Linked DNA regions of Homo sapiens: all the other regions are linked to region 3. A link is a contact called in ENCODE Hi-C or POLR2A ChIA-PET data. All regions are on one chromosome and are shown on one strand. Each heading gives the region's core, a stretch centred on a gene start or an enhancer-like site at or near the end of the contact. The rest is flanking DNA. Distances are from core to core; before and after follow the strand shown.

Region 1 (6,509 bases), core at 869-3,368, 550 kb after region 3:
TATTCAATCCAAATGCCACTATTATTTTGGAGCAAAACTCTTATATCAACTTTATTGTGTAACTAGTCAAGATCCTTCTTCATTAGCTTGGTTGTAAAATAAGGTCATATTAATTTTTATGTTCTAATTATAATGACTTTGAGTCCTCATCCCATATTTTGTGAGATCTCATCTTTGTTTTTTGGAGACAGGATCTCACTCTGATGGTCAGGCTGGAGTACAGTGGTGTGATCTCAGCTCTCTGCAGCCTTGACCTCCTAGGCTGAAGCGATCCTCCCACCTAAACCTCCTAAGTAGCTGGGACTACAGGTATGTGCCATCATGCCCAGCTGCTTTTTTTTTTTTTTTAGATATAGTCTCGCTCAGCCACCAGCTAATTTTTTATTTTTTGTTGAGATGGGGTCTCACTATGTTGCCCAGTTTGGTCTTGAACTCCTGGGCTCAAGGAATCCTCCCACCTCGGTCTCCCAAAGTGCTGGTATTACAGGCATGAGCCACCACACCCAGCCTTTAAAAATTTGGGGGGACTCTTTTGTAATAACAGTTAGCTTAAAACACAAACACATTGTACAGATGTACAAAATATTTTCTTTCTTTATATCTTTATTCCATAAGCTTTTTTTCTATTTAAGGCAATTTTTAATTTTATGTTTTAAACTTTTTTTTTTGGTTAAAAACTAAGACTTAAACACAAACATAGCCTATGCCTACACCAGATCTGGATCATCAATTTCACTGTCTTCCACCTCCATCTCTTGTCTCACTGGAAGGTCTTCATGGGTAATAACATGCACAGAGCTGTCATCTGATGGTAACAATAACTGGGGCCAGGCACAGTGGCTCACACCTGTAATCCCAGCACTTTGGGAGGCTGAGGTGGTTGGATCACCTGAGGTCAGGAGTTCGAGACCAGCTTGGCCAACATGGTGAAACCCTGTCTCTACTAAAAATACCAAAAAATTAGCCAGGCATGGTGGCGCATGCGTTTAATCGCAAGGGATTTGGGAGGCTGAGGCAGGAGAATCACTTGAACCTGGGAGGCAGAGGTTGCGGTGAGCCGATATCGTGCCATTGCATTCCAGCCTGGGCGATAAGAGCGAAACTCCATCTTAAAAAAAAAAAAAACAAAAAAACAAAACAAAACAAAAAAACACAATACTTGGAATACGTGGAAAAAAATCACAATACTTAGAATACCTAGAATACCTTCTGAAGGACCTGCCTGAGGCTGCTTTACAGTTAACTTAAAAAAAAAAGTAGAAGGAGTACACTCTAAAATAGTGATAAAAACTACAGTGAATTCATAAACTAGTAACATAGTTCTTACCATTATCAAGTATTATGTACTGTACATAATCATATGTGCTATACTTTCACATGACTGGCAGTGCAGGTTTGTTAACACCAGCATCACTCCAAACATGTGAGTAATGCTTGTGCTATGACCTTATGGTGGCTACTGTGCCACTAGGTGATAGACATTTTTCAGCTCCATTATCATCTTAGGGGGCCTCCCTCGTGTTTGCAGTCCATTGTAGACCAAAATGTCCTTATGTGGCACATGACTGTAGTTGCAATACAGGACAAGAAAGTTGCACAATAACTGGGCCTTAGTTCCTGATACTTAGTAGCTGGATGACTTTGAGCACTCTAAGGTTGTTTCCTAATAACGTAAAATAGGGAAGCTAATCGTGATCCGGTTGCCTCACAGGTTGTTGGGCCCTGGTCAACATATAAGTTACTGTGCCAAAAAATGAGTTGATATAATTTAAGACTGTGTTGAATCACAAACGTTAAGTTATTCTAACATTATTGTTTTTTAGAGGTTATGAAATGAAAGGGGGGGGGGCGAAAAACTTGGTCCGCATCAAGAACTGAATCATTTTACCACGCTGGGTGCTGGGTTATACTCTCCCCACCCAGCAGATCAAACTCCTAACCCAGCATGAAAGATAAACTACAACTCCCGGCAGGCCTTGCTTCCGAACTGCGTCTTATAACCTCGGCTCAGGCCCAGGCCCAGACCGCTCCCCGCCCCCGCCACCCATAAACTACATCTCCCAGGAGGCCCCACGGTGCCCGATTGTCCGCTTTTCGCCCGCCCCCTGCCTCCTCTTCACCCCGCGCCAGCAGCTCGGTGGCCGAGTCGGTCCCGCGGCCGGCGGATCGGGCGCGCGCGTCGGGGGTCGTCCGGCTGCCAGGCAGGGCGAGCACGCGCCGGGAGGCCTTGGAGGCGTAGGGGGCGGGGGTACGGCTCGCCTGCTCGCAAGATGGCGGACGAGGACGGGGAAGGGATTCATCCCTCAGCCCCTCACAGGAACGGAGGTGGCGGCGGCGGCGGGGGGTCTGGGCTCCACTGCGCCGGGAACGGCGGCGGGGGAGGCGGCGGCCCGCGGGTCGTGCGCATCGTCAAGTCCGAGTCCGGCTACGGCTTCAACGTGCGGGGCCAAGTGAGCGAGGGCGGGCAACTGCGGAGCATCAACGGGGAGCTGTACGCGCCGCTGCAGCATGTGAGCGCCGTGCTGCCCGGGGGGGCGGCCGATCGGGCCGGGGTGCGCAAGGGGGACCGCATCCTGGAGGTGTGAGTATCGGGGCTACCCGCCGCCCCATCCTCCCCGCGCCCCTCCTGCCCCTGCACTCCTCGCTACCCTTGTCACCCCCAGGCCGCACCTCCCCCGAGCTCCGAGCCGGCCTCCGGACCCCCGCCCCTCAGGCCTCCGCAGCCGGGCCCCTCCTTGTGGGCTGCCCTCCCACCACCCGCCCCGGGGCTTCTGCGACGCCGGTCTCCCACCCCGTCGTCTCCAGCTGATGCCCTTGCGCCCCCAGTGCTCCTCCCTGTGCCCCGATTACTCTGGGCTCTTCTCCGCCCCTTTGCCTTCCCGTTTGGCGTGCTGCATTCTGCTCCTCACTCCCCCTCGTCTTGCTCAGAAGGAACCTCATCTGCTCCTTACTGACGGCGTTTCGTTTTCTGATCCAGCCAGTACCGTGTCCCCCCCAAGTTCTCATCTTCAGCATCGCAGTTTCGTTCTCCACCACTCCCCTCCGCCCCCGTGGACTGCCCCTTCTGCCCTCCAGACCAAGTAGGCAGGACCTCTGGTCTGCTCCTACTTTTCCTCCGGAAACACCATCCCTCCCCGCTCGTCTCCTTTTTCTTTCCTTAGTTACCCTCTCCTCATGGTTACGCTGCCCCTAAATTTTTCCATCCCACCGTGTGCCCCTTTCCTCCCCTCCTTTTTGTATTTCTACTCCAAGAGTTTACCTTGCTTTCTGACCCTTGCATGCCTTTGGGGTGGGGGGCGTGGGATTTGACACCGTAGTTTCTCTTCTCGGTTGGCCCCGTATCACACCCTAATTTGGAATCTAGCGTCTCCATCAGCACACCCCTCTGAGAGCATCCCTTCCCTGGCCTCCTGCCTTCACTCCTGCTCTATACTCATGCCTCCTCCTAGTCAGGTTTATGGTAGACCCCTTGTAACTCCTCCTCCTTCAAAACTACTTCAAGCCCTTTTTGGGTCTTTGACCGCTTTGCTTTTTTAGGGCATGCCCGTCTCTGCTGCCTCTTCTACTCTATCCTCCTGTGATCCCACACTTGACTTTGTCCTAGTCTTTCCCTCCCCTAGGCTGCTTTTCCTTTCTTCTGTTTTTTAAGGCGCCTTCTGCTGCTGCAGCCCACCCTCTCTCCCCTGCTGCAGTCCCTCCCCCTTCATACGCCTCCCCCACCACATCCCTCCATGCTCTTGCGGGATGCTGCCTTGTCTTGCAATCTCTGTGCACACCGCCTCCATTACCCTAATCTAGGTGTTACATTTGCCTTTTTGTACTTCGTATTGAAATTCGGATAGTGATTGCCGGTTGACTTGCAGGTGGTGTGTGCTCGCGTTGTCTCCGTTCTCCTCAGCAGTCTTCAGTGCTGTGTTTCTGCTTACTGAATCTATGTTGTGCATTCCTTTTTTACACTTTTACTCTCTCCCTCCATATTTCGATTTGCCCACTTGAAATCGTTCTCATTTTTTATAAATTTTAATTGTAATTTCCGCAACCTTCTGTTGCCTCTTGTAAAACAGTAGGTTTGCAAAAGGGATAGTTTTTTGAAAATCTGCCTTATAGAGAAATCCATTCCTTCTTACTCATCTCGTGCCATCTACCCTTATCCTTGACATTCTTAACTCCATGGTGTCCACTCATTCTGTTTCCTCACCTCTTCCACCTCAAGAAATGGTTGGTTTTAACCTGGGAGAGTTGATTGAAAAAAAAAAAAAGAAATAGTTGCTCACCTAGGCCAGTGTTTGGAGACAGTATACCTTTCCTCTGTCCTTTCTGTAAATAGATGCTTTCTTGTTTCATTAATGTCCTACATACTGTTTCCTAGTATTCCTAGTATTGTCTGACAATATATTCTTTTTTTTTCCTTGAGATGGAGTTTTGATCGTCACCCAGGCTGGAGTGCAGTGGCGCGATCTCGGCTCACTGCAACCTCCGCCTCCCGGGTTCAAGCGATTCTCCTGCCTCAGCCTCCTGAGTAGCTGGGATTACAGGCATGTGTCATCATGACCAGCTAATTTTGTATTTTTAGTAGAGACGGGTTTCACCATGTTGGCCAGGCTGGTCTGAAACTCCTGACCTCAGGTGATCCGCCCGCCTCGGCCTCCCAAAGTGCTGGGATTACAATAATGACTTTCAGATTTCTTATACTTGGGCACCTAATTATTTTCTTTCTAGATAACTCAAAATTTGTGGCTGATGTTTTCTTCCAATAGAAGGTCTCAGAATTGTCACTTTCCTTTCCCTTTGGAAGTTAATTTTGGACTCAGCTTCTTATTTTTAAATTTAAAACTAAAGCATTTATAATTATAAATTTATGATGAAGTTCTACATTATTTACTCTTCACAGGATCTAAAGGAACTAAACCAAAAAGAATAATTCTGTAGGAGACTATAGTTAATATGATCTATCTTTGCAGATACACGCACACATCCCAACATACATAGTTAGTGGCTTCTTGCCTTTATTGTGGCTTCTGCCCAAGAGCCTAGGTATAAACTGTAAAGGAGACCTCAGATAATCCCCTAGGAAAGGTAGAAGGACTTGCCTTAGGCTCAGGTTCCAGACTAGGAAGCTGGGAAATCTTTGCCTTCTAGAGAAAAAACATTACTTTTTGGCACATCCTTTGTGGTAAGTAGAGAACTTTGTCACTTTTAGTGGGCAGGGGAAAAGAATACTCTGCCTAGAAGACCTCTCTGGAAGGTTGTGATAATCAGAAATCTTCCTGGCATTGGTTTCTCACTCTTCCAACTATCTGTATTTTGATTTCCAAATTCTCTGAACCTTCTTTGGTACTATAGGGGAAGTAATGATAATTACAGCCCAAAGCCAAGCTAGTGGTACATTCTGTGAGACCCCAACTATACAGTGTCTTTCTCTTTTCTTTTTTTTTTTCTTCCTTTCTTCGATAGTCTGCGCCTTCTCTTTAGGGTTTCAAGTGAGAGGGGAAATCAGCAACCAAATAGATGTGGTTCTTGAGGGATATCTGTGCCCGCTACTTGTCTCGATCTTGGTTAGGTTGATGCTAATTTTCCTAAAGCATTTTTTAGGCAATACTCCTTAGAGCTTTTGTCTGTCCTCCAAGTTCTTAAAGTTTACCTCTGTTGTCCCAGGAAAGCTTTGCATGTTGCTGAAGAGCCAGGTGGGGTCAGAATTAGGGATAGGTGGATTATCATTGTGTGGATATAGTTTGTATCAAGTCATAGGTGAATGTATGGACCTTGATAATTGCTATTTAAGACTTTTCCCTATTTTAGATTCTTCTATTGTGTTTACAAATTGTTTTTGTAACAATTTTCGTATTTTTCAGTTGTTTGGACAACTGACAGTGGTGTGAAAGAACAGAGTAACTTTGAAATTTAAGGGCATACAAACTTGGACACAAGTAAGAGCTTCAGTTTCTTTGTGTTTCTTTTAAAGTCGGCTTACCAAGGCTCTGTCCTAATCTTTAGTCCTGAAACTAAATTGGAGCCCATATGGTTCAGTTTGCCTTTTCTCCTTTCAAAACTGTCTAGATTCTAACAGGGCTTGGTACTGCAGTATGAACAAGCCCTCTGGGCTCTAAATTTTACTGCAGATGGAAAGTTTTTTTGACTAGCAAAGCTGGTTTCCACCTTGTAATTTTTCCCAGTGTAACATATACTGAGTGTTTTCCCTTTGATGTGTATGTACCTGGAGGCTAATGAGTAAAGAATGCTTTCAACAAACAGAACCAAAATAAATATGTCTTTGCACTAATTATATAGTATGTGAAGTAACATTTGACTTCAGGTTAATTTTCTTAAGGTTAAAGTAGTTCCAAGGACTCTTGATTGATTTCTCGAGAGACGCTGCTGGAAGGTTTTAGTGTGTGGTGGATATGGATATAAAACTGTCTGTATTTTTGAAGGATTAGTTTAAGCATGGACCACTAAGATTGGCTTGCAAGCATTCAAAATCATGATATATTTATGCTAGTCAGTATATA
Region 2 (6,466 bases), core at 1,465-3,964, 520 kb before region 3:
TTAGTGGAGACAGAGTTTCACCATGTTGGTCAGGCTGATCTCGAACTCGTGAGCTCATGCGATTTGCCAGCCTTGGCCTCCCAAATTGCTGGGATTACACGCGTGAGCCACCGCGCCCAGGCTCAAATCTTCTAACTCTAAATTAAATAGTAATACAAATAGCCAATATGTGTGTGGGACTTATGGTGGGCCAGGCACTGTTCAGTTACGGGCTTTATGTGCATCTTTTCATTTAAACTCCACAGAACCCTGACGCTTGGCATGGTCCATGGCCCCCTCCACACAGCCAGTTGGCCAGGGAGCCGAGGCAGCCTGTAAACGCTCTGCCTGGAGCTGCTCGTAAACAAAAACAGAGTGATCCACAAAAGGGCCCCAGAGTCTGGCACTGAATGGAATCCTACCTTCGGTCCAGCAACTGGAGAACGAAAGTCCACATCCTGATGACTGGTTCTGCACCTGGGGCTTAGAGCACATAGCAAGGGGCTGAGAAGCAGCCACCACATAATCAGTGACTGCAATTTCATCACACAGTCCTCCATGCCAGGCCCTGTGGGGAAACCAAGATATGTAAGGCAAGCCCTGCTCTTCGGAATTTCTAATCTCAGTACTGAAAAGTTAATAACATAAGGACGCAGCCTATCTGTGGTAACACCATGGCATGAGCTGTGTGGATTCCAAGTGCTGAATGAAGCTGGAAGGGCAGAGGTCACATCGGGCCAGTATGTGCTTCTTGGAAGAGGTGGCATTTGAGTCACTTGAAGAATGAGCAGGAGATGAGGGATGGGAAGGAGAAGGCATTCCTGGGATGCCATGAGCAAAGTGTCACAGTTTTGCATTGATCACTGTCATCCATGTAAGAGCAAGGACAGCTCAGGCAGGTGGTGGCCATAGAATGGAGGTGGACACATAAATATGTGGAGAAAGAAGGAAGTCTTTGGGTTAAAAGGCCAAGACTTGACACCTGTGAGGACCTGGAATCTAACCCTGTGTTTGTCTGTAAACCCAAGGCAAGTCACCCTTCTTCCGAGGCACAGTTTCTTCACCTGTAAAATGAAGGGACTGGGCAAGACGGTTTCTAAAGTTCCTAGGGCCAGGTGCAGTGGCTCACGCCTATCTTCACAATACTTTGGGAGGCTGATGCAGAAGGATCACTGGAGCTCCCTCAAGACCAGCCTGGGGAACACAGGAAGAACCTTGTCTCTACAAAAAATTAAAAATATTAGCTGGACATGGTGGCAGGACCTGTGGTTCCAGCTACTCAGGAGGCTGAGTGGGGAGGATATTTTGAACCTGGGAGGTCGAGGCTGCAGTGAGCTGTGATCACACCACTGCACTTCAGCCTGGGCAATAAATAAATAAACAAGTAACAAAGTTCCTTACTACTTTAGAATCAGGGTAGAAAGGAGTGAAGATGACTTTAGGATTTTGAAGAACAGGCCCAGCAGCAGGAGGTGAGGAGTCTGGAGAACAGCAGATCTGGGGAGAGGCCTTCAGCTTTAGATAAAATGCGTGGACCCCTTCACGACTCTTCCTTCTGCTGGGGTCCTCCAGCGCTGCCACAGGCTGACCCGTTCTCAGACTTGCATGGGACGTGTGTTGCCTCCCTACGTCTCTCCCTGAGATGTGAGCCTGGCTACATCAAGGCCAGAGCAATGAGAGGCAGTGGCCCTTGCCCCAGCTTTTCCCCAATGAGGAAGCACCATCATCACCAACACCATCTTGCCACGATAGCACTGGAGAGCCTGCAGGTGAAGGTGGGGATCCCCTAAATTCACAATTAAGTTCCTTTACCCCAGGGAAATGGGCACTGGAAACAGAAACAGGCTGTTATTGAGAAATCAATTAACATATGGTCCCTGCATACTTCTGTTTGAGGGCCCCAATTAGCTCATACCTGGTTCACAGGCAAACTTTCCAACAAACGGGGCAGATCTCATACTGGGTGTGTATAAGAGCCCCTGTGGAGGCTGGGCACAGTGACTCACAACTGTAATCCCAGCACTTTGGGAGGCCAAGGCGGGAGGATCGCTTGAGCCCAGGAGATCCAGGCTGCAGTGAGCTGAGGTCATGCCACCGCACTCCAGCCTGGGTGACAGACACCCTGTCCCAAAAAATAAAGAAGAACCCCTGTGGAGCTCATGAACAGGACCACCCAGAGGAGGGGACCAGGCACCTTTATTTTCATAACCTCCCAGGCAATTGTTAGGCACACTAAAGTGAGAGACTCTTTGGGGAGGATAGAGCTGCCCAGAGGGTTTGGGCTGGGAGAGCGGTGGGGCAGGGGCCCTCCCAAGAGGCAACAGGCTCCTCAGAGTGAGACTGAGCTGTCTCTCCACAGAGGGCAGGGGAGGGAGGGTGGCCCTGGGCAGAGGGGCTGAAGCTGGAGAGGCAGTGGAGGCCGGAGGGCACAGGCTTTGCGGCTGAGCAAGGGGCCAGGGCCAGATCCTGAAGCTGACGGGACAGGGGGCGCTGTGAGCAGGGACGGGAGGCCTTTCTGAGGCAGGAAAATCACTTGAACCCAGGAGGCGGAGGTTGCAGTGAGCTGAGATCATGCCACCACACTCCAGCCTGGGCAACAGAGCGAGACTCCATCTCAAAAAAAAAAAAACAAAACAAAAAGCAGATACACACCTTCCCGTCCACCCTTTGTCCACTGAGATGAGCTGGGCCTGTGGTGGGAGGGGTGAGCACCTCCTGCCTCAACTTGCATTTCCTTCCCAGCAGGCCCGGGCTCTCCTGCCTCTGACTTCAAGTCCTTGGTACGTATGAAATTCCTGCCTCTCCTCTGGCCGCCCTGCCTGCCTCCCTGGCTGCAGTTACAGTTTTGTCCCTTGTTCCTACCCTTTTATGTCTGCCTTTCTCAGGCCTTCAGCCCAATGTGTCAAGATTAATTTGATACCAAATTGGCTTTCTCTGGAAATTCAAGGAAAACTTCTAGGCACAAGAACAAGATTCCTTTGGGGAAAATGCTCATGGCCCCTTCCTCAAGGCAGTCCTGGGGTTGGATCCTTGACCCGACCCAGGCCGGGATAGCACCCTGGAGGGGGAGGCCCTGTCTGGAGGGAAACAGCTCGCTCAGGGTCTTGCACCCGCCCGCCCCACCTCCAACCCTGTGCCCTGCTCTTGACAGAGAGAGACAGGCCCTCCTCAAAGTATGACTAGGGCCCTTCTCACCCCCAGAGCTCACCTCTCTGTAAGGCTCTGCTCTGCTGGAAAAAAATTCTTCATTTACTTTTGGACTGGGGCGACAGATTGCAATTTGGGGCCATCATGGTTGGATGTTTATGTTCTCGGAGGAGCCTCTTTGGGGAAGGAAACTGGGTTTCTCTCACCTTCCTTATTTGAGACAAAATGTACTATTTCTTGCTCTTAATTCAGCATCTACAATTGTCCTGGGAATTGGGTGCAGTGCCATGGGGTCAGGACAGTAGTGTGATTCCAGACTCCAGAACAAAACAATAGGATGCTCTGTTTTCTCAAAATGCCTTGAGTCCTCAGGCCTGGCCCCCCAACCACTAGGCAGCGCCTATCCTTCCTCTGTGGTCTCACCCCTCTTCCCAGATCATTTGCCCTCACAACCACCTCACATTCTGTCCAGAACCCCCAAGCACAAGGAGCCTGCCAAGCTGGGAAGTCATCACAGAACTCAGTTCTACTGGCATATCTGCCACCAGAATTCGCAGTAAAGAGGACAGGTTCTGGTTGGGTGCATGGCTCATGCCTGTAATCCCAACACTTTGGGAGGCCAAGGTGAGAGGATCATTTGAGCCCAGTTCAAGACCAGCCTGCACAACATAGTAAGACTCCGTCTCTACAAAAATTTTTTTTAATTAGCCGGACGTGGTTGTGCACACCTTATAGTCCCAGCTACTCAGAAAGCTGAGGCAGAAGGATTGCATGAGCCCCAGAGTTTGAGGCTGCAGTGAGCTATGATCACACCACTGCACTCCAGCCTGGGCAACAGAGTGAGATCCTGTCTCAAAAAAAAAAAAAAAAATGAGAAAGAAGAAAGAAAGAAAGGGCCAGGCATGATGGCTCATGCCTGTAATCCCAACACTTTGGGAGGCTGAGGTGGGTGGATCACTTGAGGTCAGGAGTTCAAGACTAGCCTGACCAAAATGGTGAAACCCCGTCTCTACTAAAACTACAAAAATTAGCTGGATGTGGTGGCAGGCTCCTGTAATCCCAGCTACTACGAGGCAGGAGAATGGCTTGAACCTGGGAGGTGGAGGTTGCAGTGAGCTGAGACTGCACCACTGCACTCCAGCCTGGGCGACAGAGCAAGGCTCCATCAAGAAAGAAGGAAAGAAGAAAGAGAGAGAGAGAAAGAAAAGAAAAGAAAGAGAGGAAGGAAAGAAGGAAGGGAGGGAAGTGGAGGGAGGGAGAGAGAGAGAAAGAAAAGAAAGAAGGGAGGGAGGGAGGAAGGAAGGAAGGAAGGCAGGCAGGCAGGCAGGCAGGCACGAAGGCCCGGCACGGTGGCTCACTCCTGTAATCCTAGCAGTTTGGGAGGCCCAGGCAGGTGGATCACCTGAGATCAGGAGTTCGAGACCAGCCTGGCCAACATGGGGAAACCCCATCTCTACTAAAAATACAAAAAATTAGCTGGGCATGGTGGTGCACACCTGTAATCCGAGCGACTCAGGAGGCTGAGGCAGGAAAATCACTTGAACCCGGGAGGTGGAGCTTAAAGTGAGCCGAGATCGCGCCATTGCACTCCAGCCTGGGTGACACAGCGAGACTCCAAAAAAAAAAAAAAAAAAAGAAAAGAAAGAGGGAGAAGGGGGTGAAAGAGAGAGAGAGAAAGCAAGAAAGGGAAGAAGAGAGAGAGAGAGAGAGATAGAAGGAAGGAAGGAGAGAGAGAAAGAAAAAGAAAAGAGATAAGAGAGGGGCCAGGCGTGGTGGCTCATGCCTGTAATCCCAGCACTTTGGGAGGCTGAAATGGGCAGACCACCTGAGGTCAGGAGTTCGAGGCCAGCCTGACGAACATGGTGAAACCCTGTCTCTACTAAAAATACAAAAATTAGCTGGGCATGGTGGTGGGTGCCTGTCATTCCAGCTACTTGGGAGGCTGAGGCAGGAGAATCGCTTGAACCCAGGAGGTGGAGGTTGCAGTGAGCCCTGAGACCACACCATTGCACTCCAGCCTGGGTGACTGGAGCAAGACTCCATCTAAAAAAAAGAAGAAAAAAGAAGGCCAGGCGTGGTGGCTTATGACTGTAATCCCAGCATTTTGGGAGGCCAAGGTGAGTGGATCACGAGGTCAAGAGATCGAGACCATCCTGGCCAACATGGTGAAACCCTGTCTCTACTAAAAATACAAAAAAAATTAGCTAGGCATGGTGGCGTGTACCTGTAGTCCCAGCTACTCGGGAGGCTGAGGCAGGAAAATCGCTTGAACCCAGGAGGCGGAGGTTGCAGTGAGCTGAGATCATGCCACTGCACTCCAGCCTGACAACACAGCGAGACTCCATCTCAAAAAAAAAAAAAAAAAAAAAAAGCCAGGTGCAGTGGCTCACACCTGTAATCCCAGCACTTTGGGAGGCCGAGGCAGGTGGATCACAAAGTCAAGAGATCAAGATCAGCCTGACCAACATGGAGAAACCCTGTCTCTACGAAAAATACAAAATTAGCTGGACATAGTGGTGCAGGCCTGTAATCCCAACTACTCGGGAGGCTGAGGCAGGATAATCGCTTGAATCAGGGAGGCAGAGGTTGCAGTGAGCTGAGATCATGCCATCGCATTCCAGCCTGGGCAACAAGAGCAAAACTCCGTCTCAAAAAAAAAACAGAAAGAAAGAAAAGAAAGGGCCGGCACGGTGGCTCACGCCTATAATCCCAGCACTTTGGGGGCGGATCACCTGAGGTCAGGAGTTCGACACCAGCCTGGCTAACATGGTGAAACCCCGTCTCTACTAAAAATACAAAAATTAGCCGGGCATGGTGGTGGGTGCCTGTAATTCCAGCTACTTGGGAGGCTGAGGCAGGAGAATCGCTTGAACCCAGGAGGTGGAGGTTGCAGTGAGCCCTGAGATCACACCATTGCACTCCAGCCTGAGTGACTGGAGCAAGACTCCATCTAAAAAAAAGAAGAAAAAAGGCCAGGCGTGGTGGCTTATGACTGTAATCCCAGCATTTTGGGAGGCCAAGGCGAGTGGATCACGAGGTCAAGAGATCGAGACCATCCTGGCCAACGTGGTGAAACCCTGTCTCTACTAAAAATACAAAAAAAATTAGCTGGGCATGGTGGCGTGCACCTGTAGTCCCAGCTACTCGGGAGGCTGAGGCAGGAAAATCGCTTGAACCCAGGAGGCGGAGGTTGCAGTGAGCTGAGATCACGCCACTGCACTCCAGCCTGACAACACAGCGAGACTCCATCTCAAAAAAAAAAAAAAAAAAAGCCAGGTGCAGTGGCTCACACCTGTAATCCCAGCACTTTGGGAGGCCGAGGCAGGTGGATCACAAAGTC
Region 3 (6,100 bases), core at 1,538-4,037:
GGAATATTTTCCCCACCGTCCACATGTCCTATCTGCCACTCTGCTCTGCCTCACACCCTATAGGGCCCAGGCTCCCCTCCAGCTGTGACCTGTTCTCCCCTCCCTCCTCACCAATTCTATCCTCAAGCTTCATCAGTGAACCAGACATAAGGAACTTTCCAATAGTACTAGTGTCCAAGGAAGAACTTCCTCCCTTCTCACTACTGCCAGCCAGGGTAGGACACATCTGGGTTTCTTCTTAGACTCACTTGCATTTCCCCAGTCCTATAGTACAGACAACCTCAAAGATTCCAAAAAGGGCAGTTTCATAAATATGACACTTTAACATGAACAGGAATCTCCCTTTCTTGCAGGCCGGGAACCCTGATGCTTTGGCACCCTAGACTGATTTAAAAACAAGAGATAGGCCGGGCGTGGTGGCTCACGCCTGTAATCCCAGCACTTTGGGAGGCCAAGGTGGGCGGATCACCTGAGGTCAGGAGTTCCAGACCAGCCTGGCCAACATGGTGAAACCCCATCTCTGCTAAAAATACAAAAGATTAGCTGGGCGTGGTGGCGGATGCCTGTAATCCCAGCTACTTGGGAGGCTGAGGCAGGAGAATCGCTTGAACCGGAGATTGCAGTGAGCCGAGATCGCCACTGCACTCCAGCCTGGGCAACAAGAGCGAAACTCCGCCTCAAAAAAAACACACACAAAAAAACGAGATAGCAGGGTGTGGTAGCATGTGCCTGTCATCCCAGCTACTGGGGAGGCTGAGGCAGGAGGATCACTTGAGCCCAAGAGTTGCGGCTACAGTGAGCCATGTTTGCACCCCTGCACTCCAGCCTGGGTGACAGGACAAGACCCTGTCTCAAATACAAAACACACACACACACACACACACACACACACACACACACACACAGAGGTTTTTTTTTTTTTTAACAGCCTTGAGATGAGATCACACAAACACTCAAATGTAGCTTCTAGGGGAGGGGAGAACCCAGGAGGCTGGGCTTTCTCTTCTCTTCTCACCACTGGAAGGGAGGAGTAACCAGAAGGAGCGGAAGCTAAAACACGCTGTCCAGAGAGGGGAGCTGTGGTCAGTGGGACGTCAGTGAGTCAGTCATAGGGTTTGTCCTGATGGTGGTGGTGGCAGGTGGTAAGGGTTGGGGAAAAATGAAGAATTAGAGGAAACCCCCAACACCAGCAGGCAGGCTGTACTGTGACTGGACTCTCCCTCAACATCCCCCACTCTGCTCAAAGCTGAGGGACAGAGGTGGATAGTGCTGGGAGGGAAGAGAAGAGAGGGGGAGGAGAAGGAGAGAGGGAAAGGGGCAGTGGAGAGAACAAGGCCATTTCTGTTTCTTTTCCAGGGACCTGACCAGAGCTGGGTGGAGGGAAAGCGTGTGTGTGGGACTTGGCATGAAATGACCAATGATGACGAGAAGTGACCAGGAAATTCCATTCCCTAGGACATTAGGGTCTCTGAAACTTGAGGGTGGGGTCAGAGTGTGAAGAAGACAGGTCAGGGTGAATGTGATGGTAGCGCAGGGCAGTGGGGGATGGGAACAAAGCCAGAAAAGGAAGTAAGAGCCACTGGCGGCCACTCTTCTTTAAAGCAGCCAGAAGAGAGTGGGTTGAGGAAAAATGAAGTCCTGAGCTGGTCAGCCCAGGCGGAAGAGCCACCCGAATCCAACCCCACAGTGAATAGGGAAGGGGCTGAGAAAACAACAGGAGGGATGAGGATTAGACCTCATAAGGCCACGTCCTGAGAGCCAAGTGGTGCTCAGAACTCGACCTCTCTGAGTTCCAAATGGCAAGAGTGAAATATGGAACCGGGAAAGCCACCCCCCGCCCCCACCAAGATCATACTAGGACTTGAGGGTCTCAGAGCTGTTGGGAGGTGAGCAGAAGGGATGGGAAAGAGGTGCCAGGGAGGAAGGATGTACAGGCTAGTTCTCTGGTCCTGTTCGGGCCCCAAACCGGTTCTCCCGGTCCCACCGCCTCTGGCCCTAAGGCCTCCAACCCGCGGCCTGACAAGCCCTCACATGAAGCAGCTGGAGAGAAAGAAAGAATCGAGAGAATGGCATGGGCAATTCTGGCTAGAAGCCCGGGGCAGCAGCTGGTCCCTGTGTGGAGACCCCGAGACATGGAGGGCTGCTGAGGGACTCTGGAGAAGCGGTGTGGACTCCATATTTCAGCCAAGTGACAGGCCCAACACCAACCTTCCCTTCCCCAGGAAAGGTCTTCTGGGGGCTTAAGAGGAAAGAGGGCTAGGCCCTAAGCCTCCCCTCCCCAAATATATTCAATCACACAGATTCCGTATCTGTCTCCCCCCACTACACAACTCTACCTAGAAGTTCTCTGCTGTTCTCAACCCTTAACCGGACTGGGACCTCTCTGGGAATCTTTCGGACCCTCTCCCTCCCACCTCCCCCAACATTCCAGTTCCTTCTTTTCCTTCTACTCTTCAGCGGCCTCAGCCTGCGCACCCCAGGAGCGTGGATGACTACGGCCACCCCGGGCGCGCACCCCTTTCCCACCACCCCAGCATCTCTGCAGCCCAGGACACCCGCCTCCCCCACACCCCGCATCCGGTGTGTCTCCGCCTGGCCCGGCCGGCGCGGCAGGCGGGCCAGGGGACCAACTGCACGGCCTCACCTGCTCTTCTCCACCATCCAGACGTTCAGCTACAGCTGGTGGGGGTGAGGGACTCTGCTCCGTGGCCGCCAGTGTGGGCTTCCCGGGCTAGCTCTGCGGCGAGGTGGGGGAGCCGAGTACGAGCCGGCAGAGGTGGGGCCGGCTGAGGGCGGAAGCGGCGGCGACGCGATTACGAAACCCGTCCGGCTCGGAGCCCGGCGCACTGCTCCCCTCTGGACTGCGGAGGCACTGCACTGCGCGGGACGTGGGAGGGTGCCTCTGCAGCCCCTCAAGGCCGCCGCCCCTGCGGGGAGAACTGGAGAATGCGGACACCTAGATGAGGCCCTGGCACCCAAGCTGGGGCCCCCGGAATCTCACGTTCCCTTTACTCGCCAGGCATTTCGGGGCAAAACGAAGCGGAGCCCCCCAAACCCCCAGACCTAACCAAGTTCAGAGATTCGCAGAAGCACGCCCCCCACCCCAAATTTATTGTGCTCTACCCAAAATGGAATAGGACTAGGTTTATTTACCCATTGTGAGGGTAGAGAGGCGAGTCTGGAGGAGCAGGGATTGGGAGAAGGGGTGGAAAAATACTCTGATTCTTAAAAATACTTTGTAACCTAAAGTCCTTAAATTGTGGAAGAAAGGAATACTCCTCCTTTCCATTGTAGTCTAGAGTTAAGATTTCAAATCCATAAATTAGAGGACCTAAAATTAGAGGGCAATTAACTGCTCATTCATTGGGCCCCCAGTCAGCACGGGGGTGCTGGAAGAGATCGGGAATAATAGCGCAGACCAATGAGCCTAGGGAGATGCTTTCATCGTCTCTCCTTCCCTCAAGTGTTCTGGAACCTATCATTTGAATTAGCCGAGTCAGGCAGGAGGGGGCGGGGAATCCTTCCGCCCTTCTTAGGAGGGGCTGCATTGCAGGGGGAGAGTGAACTGACAGACTCAGTCACTGAAGAGGGAAAAGGAGTGAGAAGACAAAGCCGTCAAAGCCCCAACAGCTTTGTATTTCTCCAGCCCGGCGCAGACCCCGGAGCTCCCGAGGCACTCCCTCCATCTTTGGAACACGCCAGTAATTGATTGATAACAGGTAAACCAAACTGAGGGAGGGGGCAGGGGGCTGCAAAGATAGAAGAGCGGCTGCTTATGGTTAGATTGAAAGACCCCACATGAGGTGGGGGACAGCTGAAGAGGAGAGAAGGGGGCGCTATGAACAATGGGTAGTTATTTCTTCACAGCATCCATGCCTTGTTACCTTATACAGACCATTAATCTCTAACAATTTACTTGTAGTTATTTCTCAGCACCTACCTCATTTCAAGTATCCTTTTCTGTAATTTATTGTCCTGTGTATTTAATATCTTCAGTCTACTTATCTTCCTTTTCAAACCATAATTTGTTTTACCAGCTGTTTAATTTTTAGTCCTACTGTATCTCTCTGTCCTCTACTTCCCTATACTTGCAATTTTTTTCTGTAGTGTTCTATGTTTCTCTGTAGGAGGGAGTTTGGGAGGGGGTTATATGGGATAATGTTGGGTGTAATCCTGACCTTTCTTTGGATAATCTCTTTCATTCCACCTCGAATCTTTGCTCCAAAGAAAGAGGCAGCCTAGGGTAGGAAAGGTGGGGGCCTCTGTGTTGGAGAACTGCCTGATTCCATAGTGAAATCAGTATAGCCCACAGGAGCTAGGTATGGGGACAGATTCTGGAAAAGAATGATTTGCAGCTCAGTGGAATTGGTGGAGGAATGCTAGTAGGAAAATCCAAGCTCTGACTGAGGCACACATTATGAGATGTCAGAGAGGTTCTGCTCCCCTCTACCACCACCACCACCTTGTCCTTCCCCCTTCCCCATGGTGGCAGCATGACACAGCAAGGCCCTGTTGAGTAGGCCTTGGATGCCCACAAAGGGTCTGGACAAAGGATATTTGGGCGTGTCTGTGTGGCTCCGAGAGTGTATCTTTCTAATCTATACATTTGCTAATCATGTATCTCTAAGAACAGAGTGATAATTAGATATTGCCTTTGCCTAAAATACCCGGATAATTTAAAGTGAAGGATAGTGGGAAGCATTTATTGAACATATATTGTGGTACAAGGCACTGTCAAAACCCTTTAAGTAAATGATACCATTTAAGATAATGAAAGATGTAAAGATAGATGAAGTAGGGCTGGAGAGCATTTGTGGAGGGGAAGGGGAAGCTAGCCAAAAAAGGATCTTTTGCGAAATTTGGAGTATTTGATAATTAAATCCATACTATATTAAATCAAAAATGTCATTACTACTTACATTAGTGAATAGCATTTTAACTTCAATTTTCTGTGTAGTATTACTTTATGTTCTTGACTTGATTTTAATGCCACGTATGTTTGCATGCATGTCTTTCTTGAATGTATTTGGTACCCTGTGTACATGTCTCTGGGTCAATGACATAGAGATTTTAGGCCTTTTGAGTTAATATTTCATAAAATTTGCTTTAGCTTTTTAAATTGCAAGATAGCTCTACCAAACACTCAGGGACTGTTTGAGCAGTTTTTTATACATACTCTGGTTGTAAGAAAAGGAGTCAGTTTGTCGAAGAGCTTTTTTTTTTTTCTCAGATTCTAGCTTGCTCTACTGCCCTTTGCTTTTCCCCATTCAGATCACAATTACAGGAACAATCACCTAAACCACGGAAAATCTATTCTTCAGCAACTAAAAATTCTTTTAAGTTTTGGGAATACTGGTATAGGGTTATATAAAGCTGTTGGCAACTATCCATGTACAACACAAAAAGGGATCAGATTGGGAATTATGAGATCTGGATTCTATACAAACTGGCTGGAAGTCTTCCCAAGTCATTAATTTCTAAGATGTCTTCTAGTTTTAAAATTCTATGATTTTTTCCCCCCATGATTCTATTTTTTTTTTTTTTTTAAGATGGAGTCTCGCTCTGTTGCCCAGGCTGGAGTGCAGTGGTGCAATCTTGGCTCACTGCAACCTCCACCTCCCCAGTTCAAGCGATTCTCCTGCCTCAGCCTCCCGAGTAGCTGGGATTATAGGCGCCTGCCACCACACCTGGCTAATTTTTGTATTTTTAGTAAAGACGGGGTTTCACTATCTTGGCCAGGCTGGTCTCGAATTCCTGACCTTGTGATCCACCTGCCTCGGCCTCCCAAAGTGCTGAGATTACAGGCGTGTGCCACCGCGCCTGGCCCCATGATTCTATTTTTTAAAGAGCCTATAATGTGGCCTGCATTATACTAAGCTCATTCTGGAGAAGACTTGTCAGGTAGGATAGAGAAAAGAACCCAGCTAGCTGTGAAAATAACTGGTAACAGTAAGAATCCCTGTAGCCACAAGTCCATAACAGTATTGACTCCTAGGTATGCTTCTTAGAATCTCTATAGTCCCAGATTTAAGCAGTGGGTGGTTGGTTAATGGATACAACCATTTTTTGTAGCTCTCTTTCTGCACACGTCTCTGCAAAG
Region 4 (6,472 bases), core at 364-2,863, 780 kb before region 3:
GAGTCTGTTCTAAAGTCACAACTAAAGAGAGCGCCAGGATTTAGAGGCAGCAAGCGTAGATTGGAAGGGGAGGTGGGTGACAATTGAATTAGAGGGCATTATGGACTGAATAAACCTGCAGTTTGGAGAAGACTGGAGAAGGGCACCCACAGACAACAGGTTTATTCACAGTCCATATTGGTAATTCTCTTGTTTTATTTTATTAAGTATGGTGTTGAAACAGTGTGCTTGGGGAAACGAGGTTGAGGTTTTAGAATCTTTTTTTCTTTTTATAAGAATAAGCACATTGTTAAAACATAAGGTAAAATATCAAAAACTACTTAGAATAGACTTAAAATATTCACACCTACCCACCCCTACCCACACCTCTGTCCAACAATGTGCCTTTTGCAGTTGGTAATTATGGCAGGGACAAACTCACTTAAATTTTTTTTTAATTCGCTATCCTCGGGACCCTAATTAGAATTGGGCTGCCCCCTTGCGGTCTCTCCGACGTCCTATCTTCAACCAGCTCACAGTCCTTGGGCCCTGCTCTCCTCTCCATTGTACTCTCAAAATGCAAGGCGCAACGACAATAGTAACGTCCCAGTTACTTCTGAGACTCTCTAAACTCTGGACTTGCCTCCCTCCCCTCCTTCAAAGTCTTTCGAATCTTCTCCAGCGGACAAATGAAGGGACTGAAGCTGGACAAAACCATAACCTAGGAGATCAGGGACCTACCCCATTCTGTTCCCCGTGCTTGGAATCAGATAATTTAGGACGCCGGGCCCGAGAAGCCTGGATAAAAAAGTCAGGAAAAACTGAGTTTCGTTTTGACCTCTAGCGTCGTGGCGGGCTGGCATCTGAGCTGGTAACGTGCGTGGTAGGTTATGTAAGAAAAGGGATGGAGGAGCCGCCCCAGCGGGAGCCAGAAAGGACGCGGTGTTCTCGGTTGCAATCCCCACCCTCCTCACCCAGCAGGGCAGGAGGCACCCAACTTGGAGGAGAAAGGGGTGGGGGAGGTGAAACAGAGACCGGAGAGTCACGAGGGCTGGGCCGCCGAGAGCAGGAGAATATACCGTGTCACACACCTCCATTCTCTCACACACGTTGCAGACACAAATCACTGACGGTTTCCACGTGCTGCGCTCGTGAGCGGAGGTGTTCAAAGAGGGGGCAGATGAGTTACTTCCCGAGACGGAACCGGGGGTCCCACGTCCGCCGCCTTCAGTAGCACAACCAATCTCTGAACACTCAAACCGCGCATCTCTGGCGCATCACCATCCTATTTAAGGCCACGGGCTCCGCCCTTTTCCTCCCCTCCCTTCTTTTCCACTCTTTTTCCATCCTCCTCCTTTTCTCATCACCGGGTCCTCTCCAGCAGCCGCATGTAGGGGAGGAGCACGGAATGCTTCCCTTACAGCCAATCATCACCTGGCTGCCTCTCTACTGGCTGAGCCCCTTTGTACTGTAGCAAATGGGCTATGGACTTCAGTAACTAGAGTCACGTGTTACCGGCGACACAACCAATGAGGGCGCGAGATCTGTGTAAGCAGGGGGAGGCACGTGCCGGGCCGCACGTGTCTGGGAGGGGGGGGAAGGGGCGGGGCCCACTGAGAGAGGCGGAGGTGGGTAGATAGACCCGGAGAGACGGCGAAGGAGCTGGAAACCGAGCCAGGGCTGAGCCGGCTGACAACAGGTAAGGAGATTCGGAGGACAAAGCGAGCTGTTAGGGAGTATTTGGGAGTGGATTTGGGGGCTGAATGCAGATCTTGGTATTGGGAGGGTTTGCATCACGTGGCAGGTGCGAGCCCAGAGAGACCGGCGCAGGGATCCTGATCTTGAAAGATTGGGAGAGGGCAGGAGGCCAGTCTCTATGGGGGCGGTTCCCGTAGGATCACCAGGTGGGTTCGCGTGCCCAGATTGACTGCTTGTGGGTGGCATGGCCTCAGGTGGAGAGGCTTGCTGCGGACTCAGGCTGGCGAATAGCCCTGGCGAACAACGGGCGGAGGGGAAGGTGTCTTTCAAGTCGGTATTTACTCTGAACTGAGGGAAGAAAAGAACGGAGGCCGCGTCAGACCGAGAGCTGCTCTGCGGCGGCCAGAGAGGGAATCCCAAGCTCTTAATGGGCGGGGGTGGGGGTAGAAATGTCTTTTTCTATTGTGTTTGAGACCGGTAATATTGGGGAGGGGGAGAACAAGTATTATCCCACGCAGTACACCCCAATCTCCCAGTTCATTTCCTAATCCTTAAACTCTGGTTTCAAACTCCCTCGCTTTGCTCTTCAGTTGCAGGTTCCGATCTTTGGGTACTCCAGGAGCTGTTCTATAGCCCCTGCTTCTGGACCTATGGATTCTCCATCTAGCGTTTCTTCCTATTCCTCCTACTCTCTCTCTTCGTCTTTTCCCACCTCCCCAGTGAACAGTGACTTTGGCTTCCCCTCTGATAGTGAGAGGGAGGACAAGGGGGCCCATGGGCCCAGGCCAGACACTGTTGGGCAGAGGGGAGGTTCACGGCCCAGCCCGGGTCCTATCCGCTGCAGGCATCGATCGAAGGTTTCCGGTAACCAGCATACACCATCTCATCCGAAACAGCGGGGTTCGGCTTCTCCTATGGCAGGATCTGGGGCGAAAAGATCAAGAGATGGTGAACTGGAGACCAGTCTAAACACCCAAGGTTGTACCACAGAGGGAGACCTGCTGTTTGCCCAGAAGGTAAGAGAAAGCAGGTGAAAGGAGATTCTCCTGGAGTGCCTTAGCACCCAGCTGGTTGATAAGGACCCTGTGAGGACAGTATTGACTCCCAGATTTGGAGGTGAAGGAAGAGCCACTGCTGGTGTGGGCAGTTTTTTGTCTTCTTACAGCCTTTGTCCTATTTTCCTACAGTGTAAAGAACTCCAAGGATTTATACCTCCTCTCACAGACCTACTCAATGGGCTGAAGATGGGTCGTTTTGAGAGAGGTAATCTTATTGTTGCATTCATTTGGGCTAGGTTCATTTCTCTTTCTCTTTCCCTCTTTTGACGTGTATTTCTCTGAAGTTCTTGTTTGGGGCCTATATTACTCCTTTTTTGCTACTATGACTTTATTATTATTATTATTATTATTATTATTTTGAGACGGAGTTTTGCTCTTGTTGCCCAGGCTGGAGTGCAATGGCGCGATCTCGGCTCACTGCAACTTCCACCTCCTGGGTTCAAGCGATTCTCCTGCCTCAGCCTCCCCAGTCGCTGGGATTACAGGCGCCCACCACCATGCCCAGCTAATTTTTGTTATTTTTAGTAGAGATGGGGTTTCGCTATGTTGGCCAGGCTGGTCTCAAACTCCTGACCTCAGGTGATCCACCCACCTCAGCCTCCCAAAGTGCTGGGATTACAGGCGTAAGCCACCTTGCCTGGCCCGACTTAATTTTTTTAGATCAATCAATTTTAACCCCCTTCTGTTCTTCCTTTACCTGACTACATGCTTGAATCTCAATCCTTAATCTCTCTCTGTCCCTGTCCCCAGGATTAAGCAGTTTTCAGCAGAGTGTGGCAATGGACAGGATCCAGCGTATTGTAGGTGTTTTGCAGAAGCCACAGATGGGGTAAGTCCCGCTGGTTCTTTGCTTGGGTCTTCATAAAAAGGAGATTTCTCCAATCCTGTTGCTGGTTTTTTAAAGCAACGTCATTTTCACAGGGAACGTTACCTAGGAACCTTGCTACAGGTAGAAGGGATGTTAAAGACTTGGTTTCCACAAATAGCTGCCCAGAAGTCATCATTGGGTGGTGGCAAGCATCAGCTGACCAAGGTAAGAACTTAAGAACACGAGGAAGAGGTGGGAAAATAGCCAAGAAAATGAAATGTGCATGCAGAAATGGCCCCTTTTGCCATTTTCTTTTGAGTCTTTTCTTCAAGTTTCTTTTCAGGGAAGGAAATTCCTAAACTTTCTGCATTGTCTTGATTCCTACATGTTTTGTTGTTGTTGTTGTTGTTGTTGTTTTGTTTGAATCACTGGGAGGAACTCCATGAAGTTTAATCCTATCCCTCATGCCACAGCTTATCTGCTTTCTGCGTAGATACAAAAGGCTTTTTACCTGGCCAAATGATTCATGCGGGAATACACCTCAGCTTCTCTCTGCAAACTCTTTTTTCCCTACTGCCCCCAAACCCTTCCCTTCTCCTTCTTTTCATTTCTGCCCACGTATCCTTGTGCCAAACCCTTTGACAGTTTTTGAGTCTACACTGGGTTTCAAGGACTGGTCATAAGAGGTACCTCACTGGAAGTAGGGGAGGGGGGCACCAATAGCAGCAGTGTTGATAGATTCTTAGACCTGGTATAGAAGTGACCTATTTTCAGCCGGGAGCGGTGGCTCACACCTGTAATCCCAGCACTTTGAGAGGCCAAGGCGGGTGGATCATGAGGTCAGGAGTTCGAGACCAGCCTGGCCAAGATGGTGAAACCCCGTCTTTACTAAAAATACAAAAATTTGCCAGGCATGGTGGCGCACGCCTGTAGTCTCAGCTACTCGGGAGGCTGAGGCAGGAGAATTGCTCGAACCCGGGAGGCAGAGGTTGCGGTGAGCCGAGATCGTGCCATTGCACTCCAGCCTGGGAGACAAGAGCGAAACTCCATCTAAAAAAAAAAAAAAGTGACCTATTTTCTGTCCTCAAATAATAGGGTATGTAGAGGGCATTCAAATGACGGAGAAGGAGAGTCTCCTGTAGATAATCACCAGTCCTAATTTTCAATCAGCCATGGTTATTATTGCTGTGACTAATCTATTAAAAAATAAGTAGGCCAGGCACAGTGGCTCACTGTAATCTTAGCACTTTGGGAGGCCAAAGCAGGAGGATTGCTTGAGCCCAGGAGTTTGAGACCAGCCTGGGCAACATGGTGAAGGCTGCTATCTACAAAAAATACAAAAAGTAGGTGGGCATGGTGGCGTGCACCTGTAGTCCCAGCTGAGGCTGGGTGGGAGGCTGAGGTGGGAGGATCTCTTGAGCTTGGGAGGTCGAGGCTGCAGTAAGCCATGATTGTGCCAGCCTCGTTGACAGAGTGAGACCCTGTCTCAAATATAAAATTTTAAAAAAACAGTAGGAGGATCTTGCCTGAATATTAATTTACACTTCTTAAAGAACTCAAGATAGAATATTCGAATTTAAATACAGAATTTGGGAAATGATGATTCCAATTAAAAATAGACTTCAAAGAAATTCTAAAAGGGATTATTTTATAAATAGTGAGAACCTATGGAACTGTTTGTTTTTTCTTCATCTCTGGATATCCAGTGTCTAATATAGTATGTGGTCCATAGTAGGCCATTTATTTGTTTAATAAATGAAAGTATAATTTAGTTACCAAAACTTTTACTTAATCATGGCCTGGCAAGATCATATCTGTTGCATAAAACGAGGTATGTTTGCATTGCAAACTGAGTTCCCAAGGAATGCAAAGGTTTAAGTAACCAGGTGGAGCTCATCTGAATGCTTTCTCCACATTTCTTTTTTTCTCATTTCTCCCCTCTCTAGCATTTTCCAAGCCACCACAGTGATTCAGCTGCTTCCTCTCCTGCATCTCCTATGGAAAAGATGGACCAGACACAGCTAGGACATCTAGCTTTAAAACCAAAGCAGCCTTGGCACCTCACACAATGGCCAGCTATGAACCTCACCTGGATCCACACCACTCCAATTTGCAACCCCCCTCTCAGCTCCCCAGGTACTATCTCCTTTAGCCATGGTCCTTTAGGCACTGGAACCGGCATTGGCGTCATTCTTTTCCTCCAGCATGGAGTGCAACCCTTCACCCACTCTGCCCCAACCACCCCAGTCCCACCTACTACAGCATCTCCTGTCATCCCTGGTGAGCCTATGAAACTATCTGGAGAGGGTCCTCGTTGCTACAGTTTGCCAGTAACTCTGCCATCAGACTGGAGCTATACCCTATCCCCTCCCAGTCTACCCACCTTGGCCAGAAAGATGACCATAGGACACCGGGAGCAGCAGAGAAGCCATCCTCCAGTTGCTGCTGATGCTCATCTTCTCAACCTCTAGCCCAGGGCATACAGCTGTCCACTGTGACTTCTAATTTGTGTAAATATTTATGTATATATGTATTTTTACTATTAATGTGTGCATTTGTGTTGAGGGAAGATAAATCCTTTCTGATTAAAGAAATTTTTTTATACCTAAACAGTTTGCTGATTGGGGGAAATTGAAAACTTTCTGCTTCCAAAACCAATCCTTATCCTCTGAGCTGCAGAAAAGTAGAAAAGGGATGGGGATGTTTGTGAACATGAGCTCTACCAAGTTAGAGTCTGGATGACAATATAAGACTTATAGGAGAAGGGGACTGTGCTGCTGTTTTCCTGGGACATCCTTGAAACAGTTACAGAGTTCAGAGTTGGGTTTATGGGGTTTTTTTGTTGTTGTGTTTTGAGATGCAGTCTCGCTCTGTTTCCCAGGCTAGAGTGCAATGACACGATCTCAGCTCACTGCAACCTCCGCCTCCT

Evidence for each region. Hi-C counts contacts between places; a loop is a spot of excess contacts on that map. ChIA-PET counts read pairs that join two places held with the same protein, here RNA polymerase II (POLR2A). Pooled maps may share reads with other maps.
Region 1: a pooled map shows a loop between it and region 3 (3-fold over the local background). The contact joins the promoter of SNX27 here to the promoter of CDC42SE1 in region 3. A Hi-C loop is called at or near these places in 3 of 50 pooled maps. POLR2A ChIA-PET finds 5 or more read pairs at or near these places in 2 of 52 experiments (CD4-positive, alpha-beta T cell and WTC11).
Region 2: POLR2A ChIA-PET joins it to region 3 with 17 read pairs in BJ. The contact joins the enhancer-like site here to the promoter of CDC42SE1 in region 3. POLR2A ChIA-PET finds 5 or more read pairs at or near these places in 5 of 52 experiments (BJ, GM12878, OCI-LY7 and 2 more).
Region 4: a pooled map shows a loop between it and region 3 (4-fold over the local background). The contact joins the promoter of CIART here to the promoter of CDC42SE1 in region 3. A Hi-C loop is called at or near these places in 5 of 50 pooled maps. POLR2A ChIA-PET finds 5 or more read pairs at or near these places in 3 of 52 experiments (WTC11, activated B cell and activated T-cell).

Annotation. Positions count from the first base shown.
Region 1 is chr1:151,609,932-151,616,440 of GRCh38, forward strand. It overlaps SNX27 (sorting nexin 27), which reads left to right and starts at 2,119. Exons shown (of 12, transcript NM_001330723.2): 1 at 2,119-2,581. The coding sequence starts at 2,271. LOC124904420 (a long non-coding RNA gene) reads right to left here and starts at 3,437. Exons shown (of 2, transcript XR_007066622.1): 1 at 3,260-3,437; 2 at 586-2,468. RefSeq lists an enhancer at 1,895-1,994 and a silencer at 2,035-2,474.
Region 2 is chr1:150,535,422-150,541,887 of GRCh38, forward strand. It overlaps FALEC (focally amplified lncRNA regulator of ECM1), which reads left to right. Exons shown (of 6, transcript NR_186305.1): 6 at 246-1,367. Among named protein-coding and RNA genes, the nearest start is that of ADAMTSL4, 11 kb to the right of the region's middle. RefSeq lists an enhancer at 1-1,114. Within about 2 kb of position 2,715, at least 4 of the 41 ENCODE cell types and tissues checked have a DNase peak (open chromatin) inside an H3K27ac peak, as active enhancers do.
Region 3 is chr1:151,056,835-151,062,934 of GRCh38, forward strand. It overlaps CDC42SE1 (CDC42 small effector 1), which reads right to left and starts at 2,788. Exons shown (of 5, transcript NM_020239.4): 1 at 2,645-2,788. It overlaps MLLT11 (MLLT11 transcription factor 7 cofactor), which reads left to right and starts at 3,563. Exons shown (of 2, transcript NM_006818.4): 1 at 3,563-3,719. RefSeq lists silencers at 1,126-1,185, 1,196-1,245 and an enhancer at 3,109-3,700.
Region 4 is chr1:150,280,941-150,287,412 of GRCh38, forward strand. It overlaps CIART (circadian associated repressor of transcription), which reads left to right and starts at 1,614. Exons shown (of 5, transcript NM_144697.4): 1 at 1,614-2,693; 2 at 2,865-2,940; 3 at 3,486-3,564; 4 at 3,657-3,768; 5 at 5,490-6,153. The coding sequence starts at 2,328. The coding sequence ends at 6,014. It overlaps LOC124904414, which reads right to left and starts at 1,242. Exons shown (of 2, transcript XM_047438213.1): 1 at 721-1,242. The coding sequence starts at 1,076. RefSeq lists enhancers at 489-598, 680-1,880, 919-998, 1,355-2,296.